Regions from separate parts of the Homo sapiens genome. Here region 2 is linked to region 1. A link is a loop called in an ENCODE intact Hi-C map of the cell type or tissue named here. Cell type or tissue: heart right ventricle. All regions are shown on one strand. Links, peaks and the distances in the headings refer to the core of each region. The heading gives the core; the rest is flanking DNA.

Region 1 (5,373 bases), core at 109-5,108:
CAGCCCGCCCTGAAGCTGGGCAGACCGCAGAGAGGAGTCCTGCTCCATGAGGACAGGACTGCACAAGCGCTTTGTCAGTTTGGCAGGTCAGGAGGCTGGCAGGCAGGAGGACCCCAGCAGCAGCTGCAGCTTTCCCATGGAGGACGAGGCAGAGGTAGAGGGGCCTTGCAGGAGCAGGAGGGGCGTCAAGGTCAAAGATGGCTCAGAGGCGCTGGCCCAGCCTTCAGAGGTGGTCAGGCTGCAACCCAGAGAGACGGCACCCTGTGCTTGCTGTCCTTCCATACCCGACTCAATGCGGCTTCATGCACTCACTCCTAGCATCCTTACAGTGATTCTGCATAGTGAGCACTGTAGAATCCCCATTTTGCAGCCAGGGAAACGGGGGCGGAGGGGGGCGTGTGGAGAATTTAAGCATTTTGCCCAAGGTGCCCCAGCCAGTAAGTAGCAACGCCAAGATCCAGGCCCTGGCAATACAGCTGTGGCTCCCTGAGGGCTTAGCCACGTTGCCTCCCCGCCCCTCTGCCAGGCTGGACTGGCTAACGGAAGGCGGCGAAGGCTGAGATGGTGCTCTGTGTGGCCAAATTCTCAAGGGCAAGTTGATGCCCTCTCCCCACCAGCTGCATGGCTCAGAAATTGTGCTGGGAGCAGGTGGGAGAAGCGGAGTGTGGATATCTGTGTACTAGAACTATGAAGGGATTAAGCCTGCGAATTCTGGCATTTGACACTCCTGGGTTTGAATTCTGTTTGGCTTCACCAATTACCATCTCTGACTCTGAGCAATTCATTTATCCTCTCTGAATCTCAGTTTGCTCATCTGTAAACAGGAATGTTAGTGGTACCACCTCCTCTATAGGGTGTGTCCTCTGTGGCTGGAGCAGATGGAAAGAAGGAAAGCATGGTGGAAGTGAGTTCAGAGGGAATGTGTTCAGGTCAGGTGGGGGCTTGAAGGCCATCAGAGAACATGGCTGTGAAGATTTAATGAAATCACACACATGAAACACCAAGCCCAAGGCCTGGCATACAGTAAGTGCCTAATATAAGCATGCCCTCCTTACAGTGGTGTTCCACTCCTGAGAGGGAGAGGTATGGGGAGCTGGAGGACCAGCAGAGCACAGGAGGGACCAAACTGAACAGCTATCTTTGAAACACCCAACTAATAGGTGTTGGAAATACCATGGGGGGTGTTCCAATCTCAGGCCATGGCTTCAGGCTGGCATTAAAACAGAAGAATTTGTCCATGGTCTTGGAGGGTGGGGTGGGAAGACCAGGGGCCAGCAGCACTGGGGGGTGTGGTGTGGGCAGCGCAGTATCATAGGCCTGAAAGAACAGGAGACAGAGAGACATCCGGCATTTTTTTTTTTTTTTTGGCTTCCCACCTGGGCTGAAAAATGCCCTACCTTACAAGTGTTGGGGAAGGCAGCTGGGACATAGGATTATGCCTACCCAGATAGCCACTCCAAATACAGGAGCTGGCACCAAAGAACCAAGGGCTACAGAGAATTCCCTGTGGTAGCTGCAACGTTGAAGTTCAGTGGAGTTCCCGGGGCAGCAGTGGTAACGGTGCAGGGTGTCATTCATGGTCCCGGGCCTGCAGGTTCACGATGCAAACTGCAGCCTCTGGTGTCTGACTATGGTGGCAGCTGTGGTGTCCTCAGGCGACCAGGCCTGCCTTGCCAAGTGGGGGCTTGGGATTTGTTTTGTTTTGTTTTAAACAAAAGAACACAATGACTGGCAAGGCCAGCCTGTGCCCTAAACACGAACTCCTGCCCAGTGGCCTTGAACCATTCTTCAAGAAGCAGGTGTCCTGGAGGGGAGGGAACCCAAGGGCAGCTGGGGTGAGGCTGCCCCAGGCCCGGGAGCTCCTTTTATGGAAGGTCATCCAGGGAACCCTCAGAGGGCTTTGGCTTGTGTTGCCACCACCCTAGGCAGTCTGTGGATGAAACAGAGTGACTGGCTAAATGCTGTGGGGTCCAGGCTACCTGAGACATGATTTGTGCTTGTGTGGATGTGTTATTTGATGATAAAGAATATAGTTGGTCTTCTTCCCGGTTCTTGGCACAGAGCTTCAAAACCCTTGTAATTTCCTGAGAGATGAAAATCTTTGTTATGCTAAAGAGGTGGCTCAGGGTGGACCCCTAGATCACTTTAGGCAGGTGCTGGTCACCAGAAAGACCACCCACAGGATTAGAGGTTGGTACTTTTGGCCAATAGACTTCCAGGAAGGAGAGAGGGGGCTGGAGATTGAGTTTAGTCATGTGGCCAGTGTTCACTCAAGCAAGCCTAGGCAATGAAACCCCAGTAAATACTCTGCACACTGAGGCTCTGCAGAACTCCCTGGTTGGTGAACACATTGAGATGCCAGAGGCTGGCGATCCCTGATTCCATGGGAAGAGAACATGGAAGCTCTGTGCTCCCTCCCAGACCTTGCCCTCTGTCACTGTTCGTGTGCCTGTTCCCGAGCTGTATCTTTGTAATAAAGCTGTGATTTTATAAGCACAGTATCGTGCTTTCAGTGAGCTTTGAGTCATTCCAGCAAATTATCAAAACTGGGGAAGCAGTGGGGATGCTCAAATTTGTAGCTGGCTGGTCAGAAGTGCAGGTGGTCTGGGTGCCCAACTTGCAGCTGGTACTGAAACAGAGGCAGTTTTGTGGAGGACTGAGCCCGAAAACTAAAGTCTGCTGCCAACCCTAGGGGGGTTAGTGTCAGAACTGAATTGCGGTTACTCCTGTTGGTATTCCTCCAGGTGGGATGGAAATGGAGCACATGTACACAGCAGCATACTCGCATTTGAATTTCAGAGATGAGGTGTGTGTGCTCCAATGTGCCCATGCCCCAAAAGAGGGGCTTGTCTGTGAGCTAAGTCCAAGCCCCTCCTGCTTTCTGACCTGTGTCTAACAACCCTGATTCAGTGCAGCCACTCCCGGCTGTACCTCTGCTTTCCCAGCAGAGGGTGCTCCAACCCCACAAGTACCCCATCTCCATAGCCTTTCCCAGCTCCCTAAGGCTCAGTTGAGATGCACAGAAGAAAATAGGACCCCACACTGGCTCAGGGAAATCAAATTCTTATTAGGTGCCCTCAGAAAAGCAGCAATGCAGCCAGCTTCAGTGACACAGATTGCACCAGGGGAGCCTGGGCCATAGCCTTCAGCCTCCCTGCGACGTCCAGGTTCTGTGGGAGCTGAGCTTATACAATTTAGGGGCCCTCTTTAAAAAAAAAATACAGCCAGGTGCGGTGACTCACGCCTGTAATCCCAGCACTTTGGAAGGCAGAGGCGGGTGGATCACCTGAGGTCAGGAGTTCTAGACCAGGCTGGCCAACATGGTGAAACCGTGTCTCTACTAAAAATACAAAAATTAGCCAGGCATGGTGGCAGGCACCTGTAATCCCAGCTATTCAGGGTTGGGGGGCAGGAGGCACCGAGGCAGGAGAATCACTTGAACCCGGGAGGCAGAGGTTGCAGTGAGCTGAGATGGCACCATTGCACTCCAGCCTGGGGGACAAGAATGAGACTTTGTCTCAAAAAAAAAGAAAAAAATACAAATTCACAAATACAATGTTAGGGATAGAAAGTGGATGTTTAGAATGAGGGGGAAGAATCACAACAAATGACACATTTTCTTAAAGCTGACAAGACCATAAGCATCAAATCCCCCCAGGGCCTTGGAAGGGGCCTCACTGCAGTGCAGGTCCCTGCAGCTTGAGTTTTTTTAGCTTCTCAGCAACTCTGGCCCACCTGCCACATCTAGTAGCTGCAGGAAGGGAAGTCCAGGCAAGCAACCAGACACCTTCTGAATACAACTACAACCTTGCGAGTAGCTTGTCTATTTCTCCACGCCTCTCTCTTCTTCCCTGTCCTTGGAGCAGCCAGCTGTGGTCACATAATAAACGTGGGTGAGATGCTATCCCTTCCTTCCCTCTCTGTCAAACCCAGGAGGCTGCCACCCACCCCCTCTGATTTTGAGGAGTGTGAGGCAGTTCTTTGGGCTTCTCTCTCCTTGAGTCCTTGCCCCACAGTGGGTCTTCAGTCTACTAAGTGTTATTTCAAGACTGTAGGCCGGGCGTGGTGCCTCATGCTTAGTAATCCCAGCACTTTGGGAGGCCAACGCGGGCGGATCACGTCAGGAGATCGAGACCACCATGAAACCTCGTCTCTACTAAAAATACAAAAAATTAGCCGGGCATGGTGGCGGGCGCCTGTAGTCCCAACTACTCGGAGAGGCTGAGGCAGGAGAATGGCGTGAACCTGGGAGGCAGAGCTTGCAGGGAGCCGAGATCGTGCCACTGCACTCCAGCCTGGGCGACACAGCAAGACTCTGTCTCAAAAAAAAAAAAAAGAAAAAGAAAAAAAAGACTGTAAAACCCACAGCCCCAAAATGCCTTTCCCAAGTGCACTGTGATGCAAGAAATAACCCCTTCTAGAAATTAGTAGGGAAAAAACAGAAGGCAAATTATCTGGGGTAAAGGGGGAGAATGCACATTTATTTATACCAAAGTGTAAATGACTTCACTGACATTCAGTAAATACTTATTAAGGGCTCTCTGTGTGTCCTGTGCTGTGTGGGTGTTTGGGATACATCAGTGAATAAAAAAAGACAAAACCTGTCTCTCATGTGAAGTTTGCATTCTAGCAAGAGAAGACTGACCAATAATGTAAGAAATAAGTGAATCATACAGTATATTAGAAGTGCTATGGGGAAAAATAGAGCCAGGAGGCTGGCAGGCTTGCAGGCCTTGTGGGAAGCCACGCGGCATCTGGGGGAAGCACTTAAGAGGGCACAGCTGAAGAAAAGTCTCCATGCAGGAGCCCTTTGGTGTGTCCCTTGTGGCCAGAGCAGATGGAGGGAAGGAGAGCAAGCGTGGTACAAGCAAGTTCAGAGGGAACATGGCCAGGTCAGGTGGGGCCTTGAGGGCCATCAGGGAACGTGGGTGTCTAAAGGAGACGGCTCTGCAGGGTGAGGGCAGAGTCATAGCATACTCCAAGACCTTTTTAAAATGATAGTGTGGGTCAGGCACAGTGGCTCACACCTGTAATCCCAGCGCTTTGGGAGGCTGAGGCAGGTGGGTCACTTGAGGTCAGGAGTTCGAGGCCAGCCTGGCCAACATGGCGAAACCCCATCTCTACAAAAATACAAAAATTAGCTGGGTGTGGTGGCGGGCACCTGTAATCCCAGCTACTCAGGAGGCTGAAGGAGGAGAATTGCTTGAACCTGGGAGATGGAGGTTGCAGTGAGCTGAGATCACACCACTGCACTCCAGCCTGGGTGACAGAGCAAAACTCTGTCCTTTAAAAAAAAAAAAAAAAAAAAAAAAGTTACTGTGGGCCAGACACAGTGGTTCATGCCTGTAATCCTAGCACTTTGGGAGGCCAAGG
Region 2 (5,373 bases), core at 190-5,189, 440 kb after region 1:
AAAGAAGGGTTACTTTCTAGTAGTCATCAATCCCCAGGTCATGAGCAGTCATTATTGACCTACTACATAAGGGGAAAACATGCTTTACCTAAGAATCTAAGGTTCTTTTTATATCTTACTTGGTGGGTCCAAGATAGGCAAAAGAATAGGTCTATTTCAGCATCTGCTAAACACCTTGACAGGCAGTGAGGACATTGGCATGGTGAGGTCGAAGACAGAAATAACTTCAAAGCAGGGTAATGAAACTGATTTGCAGAAAGAGAGATCCAGTCCCAGCTCCACCACTAATTAATGGCACAACCCGCCAAAATCACTTATTCTCTCTAGTCCTCTTATCTCATCTACAAAATGAAGACAATAATATTATCTGCCCTGCCCACCTCCCAGGGAGGCCTTAGGGCTCAACTCAGATAACACATGTGAAAGAATTCTGTAGATTATAAAGTACCATCCCTGCTGGGCCCTCCTTAAACTGTCCTGACATTTGTGGTTAGTTTTTAAATCTGTTTGGGAACATACTAACAAAAGGATTCCAGTTTTTTTGTTTTGTTTTGTTTTGTTTTGTTTTTGCTTGTTTTTTGAGACAGAGTTTCACTCTTGTTGCCCAGGCTGGAGTACATGGACACAATCTTGGCTCACTGCACTTTTCACCTCCCGGGTTCAAGCGATTCTCCTGCCTCAGCCTTCCAAGTAGCTAGGACTACAGGCGGCCGCCACCACACCTGGCTAATTTTTGTATTTTTAGTAGAGATGGGGTTTCACCATGTTGGCCAGGCTGGTCTCGAAACTCCAAACCTCAGGTGATCCACCTGCCTCAGCCCCCCAAAGTGCTGGGGTTATAGGTGTGAACCACCGCACCCAGCCTGGGCTCCAGATTTTTACTTCAAAAGTTTCCCAAGTAAAACCAGTTGTAACATTCATATTTCCTCCTGGCTTTTATTGCTTGTGTTAGGAGAGACAGTCCTCCGTGGCTCTCTTGTGCTCCTCCAGGCCTTGCAAGGTATGCCAAGAATGCTGTTTGCAGTAAACAACCTTGAGGGAAGTTAGTGTCTCCCTCTGAGACAGAGGGCTGTCTTGTTTATTGCTTGCCATAAAACAGCAGATTCCCTAAGCTTAATATTACTCAGCTGTGATGCAAGCTACTGCATGTGCAAGCATTCATCCAGTCCCTCAGCACCACGTGGGACTTAGGGGCAAAGGAAACTGATGCCAACATGCTGATGCACATCCCACTTGCTGTGCCATGAGAAATAAAGTCCTCTGTCTCTGACCCAAGACTTTGTCTTCTGTCAGCATGCAAAAAACAGTGACAGGCTAACTTATTAGCTAATAAGTAGGCTAAGATAAAATCACAGCCCCTGACAGTGTGGAGACAAGCATAGGATGAGGAGAGACATAGTCTTTGGTAAGAGAAAGAATGAGGGCCTCCATGGGCAGGCAATGGGGTAGTGAGAGTCCCCCACTGTCCCACTATTAGAGAGGCTGATGGAAAGAGGTAGGATTGAAACAAGCCACTGAATGTCACCCTGGTTACTGCCCTGTCCTCTGGGCAAAAGGAGGAAGAGGAGTGATCATGACAATGGCAGCAAGCCCAGCAGCCCCTGCCAAAAGGCAATATGGATATGGCTGCTCAATCAACAAGTCTCCAACGGTGCGGCAATAGGACCCTGCTATATAAGATAGAACTTTGAGTAAAATGAAACACTGAAAGATCCTTGGGGGAGCTGTGTACTCAAGCCAAAAGTAAATATAAATATGACTTGCTTTGTGGCTCGGAGCCACTCTCTCCCTTTATGTCCCAGGATCCCTCCCACTCTACCACAACCTCAGCTGCATTAAAGACTGAGATGATTAAAGGTTGGGCTGAGGTTTCCATGTCCCTAAAGGGGACTGAAGGTCATACACACCCATCCTAGTATGCTGGAGAGCCCCAGGGAGGAGAGGGGCAAACTCAGGGCTCTGCTGGATATGAGGTCCCACATCTCCACCCTACCATGTCTCATGGGGGGAAGGATGTACTACACACAGAGGTTACTGCAGACACTCAGGACTGCAGGGACAGCCATAGCAGTGCGCACAAGGACTAAAGGGAAAAGGGCCCCTAACCCTGAGGGAGCGACACTGGGGAGGTCGTGATGCAAGCCTAGTGAAGAGCTAAAGGAGCAGAAAAAGCTTCTCCCCACTCCCTGCAGCCAGCACCGCCACACTCTCCGACTGGGAAATGGCAAAATCTCTGGCTGGCTGTCACCATAGCCCCTGATGCAGGCCTTCTAGACGCATTAGTTCGAGGGGAAAAAGTGTCCAGATTAAACTGGTAATGTTTGAGCCACGCTCCCTGTAGGGAAGGGAAGTTAAAGTGACATTCCAGGCAGAGCTCTTTGGGCCTCTTCAATGTACTATTCCTGTGGCTTCCAGTGCTGAATGTATAGCTGATACTGATCCCATAAGTGTCGAAGAGGATTATCCTGGGCAAGGGCTGCTGTGTGTAGACAGGTGATCCTGTCCTCTCCTGGTGGTCCAGAAGAAAAAAATCTACATCCCTGGAAGGGAAAGGAAATAAATCACAGGCTTAAAAACTTCGTGGCGGCTGGGTGCAGTGGCTCATGCCTGTAATCCCAACCCTTTGGGAGGCCGAGGCGGGCGGATCACCTGAGGTCAGGAGTTTGAGACCAGCCTGGCCAACATGGTGAAACCCTGTCTCTACTAAAAATACAAAAAGGTAGCCAGGCGTGATAGGGGCGCCTGTAATCCCAGCTACTCGGGAGGCTAAGGCAGAGAATTGCTTGAAGCCAGGAGGCAGAGGTTGCAGTGAGCTGAAATTGCGCCACTGCACTCCAGCCTGGGCGACAGAGCGAGAATCTCAAAAAACAAAAACAAACAAACAAAAAACAACTTTGTGGCTGCTGGAGTACTGAGAGCCATGCACCAGAATCACAGTGCCACCTGCTGGACATAGGTACCAAGCACACCCTTTTTAAAAGGACAGCTATTAACTCCTTAGTTAACTACTCAACACTTTGAAATTGATTGCCAGACCCATAAAGGCCTCAGGACTCCCTGGCCTAGTATTCCCACTTTGGGGTGGGTCAATGGGAATCTACTGATAACAAGGGAAGGGTTTAACAAGCCTCACTGATCCTATGGAAATAGTACATTCAAGAGTACAGCTGGTAATCCCAGCTATTCAGGAGGCTGAGGCAGGAGGATGGCTTGAGGTCAGGAGTTCAAGACCAGCCTTGGCAGGATAGTGAGAACTCAGCTCTTAAAAAATCTGTTTTAATTAGCTGGACATGGTGGCACGTGCCTGTAGTGCCAGCTACTCAGGAGGCTGAGACAGGAGGAGCCCAGGAGTTTGAGGATGCAGTGAGCTATGATTGTACCACTCCACTCCAGACTGGGCAACAGAGTCAGATCTCATCTCTAAAAAAAAAAAAAAAAAAAAAAAAGAGTATAGCTAGCCTGGCCCTAGAGGCATCTTGGTTTTACGTGAAGAAGTGGCAGCTCCCACTCTGGGAGAAACAACCTTCTCTGCTACCTGAAGCCGAGCTGCTGTTCAGTAGGGCCCTTGATTCACAGGGGTTCCTGTAAATGCTTAGGCCTGGCTCACCAATGATTAGGCTGAGTTAAAAGCTGATGTTGCCCACCAAGCAGCAGCAGGCACTTAGCCCCAATGATAACTCTGGATGGCTGATGGCAGTAAGGATTGAAGCATTTGGTATGCCACTTGGAAGACTAAATACTGAGAGATGAAAGCTGAGAAGTGTGGAAACACATCATGGCTGCCTGCCAATAGGACAGACTGGATCACTCACGTAGGTGCCCACACTAAGGGCAGGTACTCTCGTAAGACTGACTGGAATCAAACTGCTGATCCAGCCTGCACCACCAAGACTGCTGCCATAGCCACCTGGATTCATGCAACCGGTGTGGAAACATCTACCATCATGGGCTAGGCACAACGTAAGGGACTACATGTTTCTGAGGCAGAAGCCACCACTGCGTGCCAGACTTGTGACTCCTGCCAAAAGTTGGCCTGCTTGTCTTGCAGTAAAGGAAGCCACATTGCAAGGGGCACTGACCACACCTGCTCCTGGGAGATTGACATTAGGACTTTGTTCCCTTCTCTAGGCTCTCATCAGTACCTTGCTACTGCTGATACTTTTTCAGTTTACAGTGCTGATGTTGCTTTTCCAGTCCAATTATCTGACTCTGTGTATACCACTGTGGCCCTTGAAACTAAACTGCCAGGTTTTCTGCTTTCCAAACCATCTACAGTCTGACACTGGCATATCTTTTTGTCGCAATGGCCACCCAACAGTGTCAACAGTCAATAGCCAAGGTATTCGATGGACCTCCCACACTCCCTACCATCCACAGGCATGACATTGTCAAGTACTGAACAGTTCCCTCAAAGATCAACTCAAAAAGATTTTTGATTCTATGTTTTTAACCTCCTCCTGGTCTGCAAACCTTACTGAAGCAGTTTGGTCACCTAAGGCAGCCATTCTCAGAAATGGGTCATCTCCTTTTGCCTACCAACTGGGTAATGATCAGGAAAAAGGGGTGGAGGGTTATATAAACCTATTTTGAAAATGTGAGATTCTCCCCTGACCATTTCTGGCCATGATTCATCTTTCTTCCCCCTTACAGAAAGCCCAGATCAGCTGGGAGGAGGAGGCTATCTATGTAATTCAGACTTAATTCTAGTTCAGTCACTAGATTGTCTTGTTGGAATGGCCTGGTGCCAGAACATAAAGTTAATGATCATTTGGTTGGGTATAGTGCTTTTAAAGTCCCCCTACAGTGGCCCACATGTGTCAAGGTAGAAGACATAATGGGCCTCTGTCAATTTTCTAACAATTGGATATTAGAAGGCCTGCGTATTGGTAGGGGATAAATGGAGAAAAGGTGAAGTTATAGTTACTAGGGTAGGACACACTCATTATGTAGCAATGGAAGGAAAGAAACAATCCTGGCATCTGGGGAAGGAACACCACAGGACCCTGGAGATGTAAAGAGAAGGGAAACAATGTTCTCTTTGTCCCTATCCAGCACCAAAGCCTGGCAAACATTCACATGGTCCATCTAGGTCAAGCAGCAACTGTGGCTGGCAATCTGACCTGTGGCTGAGTTTGTCATCTCACTATGAAAACATAAAAACTTTATCTAGCAGGTCAGTATAAAAAAGAAAATAAAAAAAGAAAACAAAAACTCACATGGACACGGCCAGTCTTGAACTATTCCCACGTGCCTGATGACATCAACACCAACTCCCAAACGCAGACCTCCCTCATAGGTGTGCAAACACACAGATCAGCACCACCTTCTATCAATGCGGCTGATACAAATCACATGCTTCTCCTGAGATCCTAA

The links. Peaks named below come from ENCODE experiments on the same cell type or tissue, not always from the same donor. Only the 100,000 strongest peaks of a DNase experiment are listed, where the experiment ranks them.
Region 2: a loop joins it to region 1, with 9 times the contacts of the local background. A loop is called at or near these places in 69 of 110 quality-filtered maps.

What each region holds. Positions count from the first base shown.
Region 1 is chr14:76,873,246-76,878,618 of GRCh38, forward strand. No RefSeq gene overlaps it. Among named protein-coding and RNA genes, the nearest start is that of LRRC74A, 50 kb to the left of the region's middle. In heart right ventricle, for the core only: a CTCF peak has its summit at 2,950 (motif pointing right); a DNase peak (open chromatin) is centred at 2,946.
Region 2 is chr14:77,313,145-77,318,517 of GRCh38, forward strand. All of the region lies in intron 1 of POMT2 (protein O-mannosyltransferase 2), which reads right to left. Among named protein-coding and RNA genes, the nearest start is that of POMT2, 5.1 kb to the right of the region's middle. In heart right ventricle, for the core only: CTCF peaks have their summits at 2,950 (motif pointing left) and 3,151; a DNase peak (open chromatin) is centred at 2,937; H3K4me3 peaks cover 406 bases; H3K27ac peaks cover 696 bases.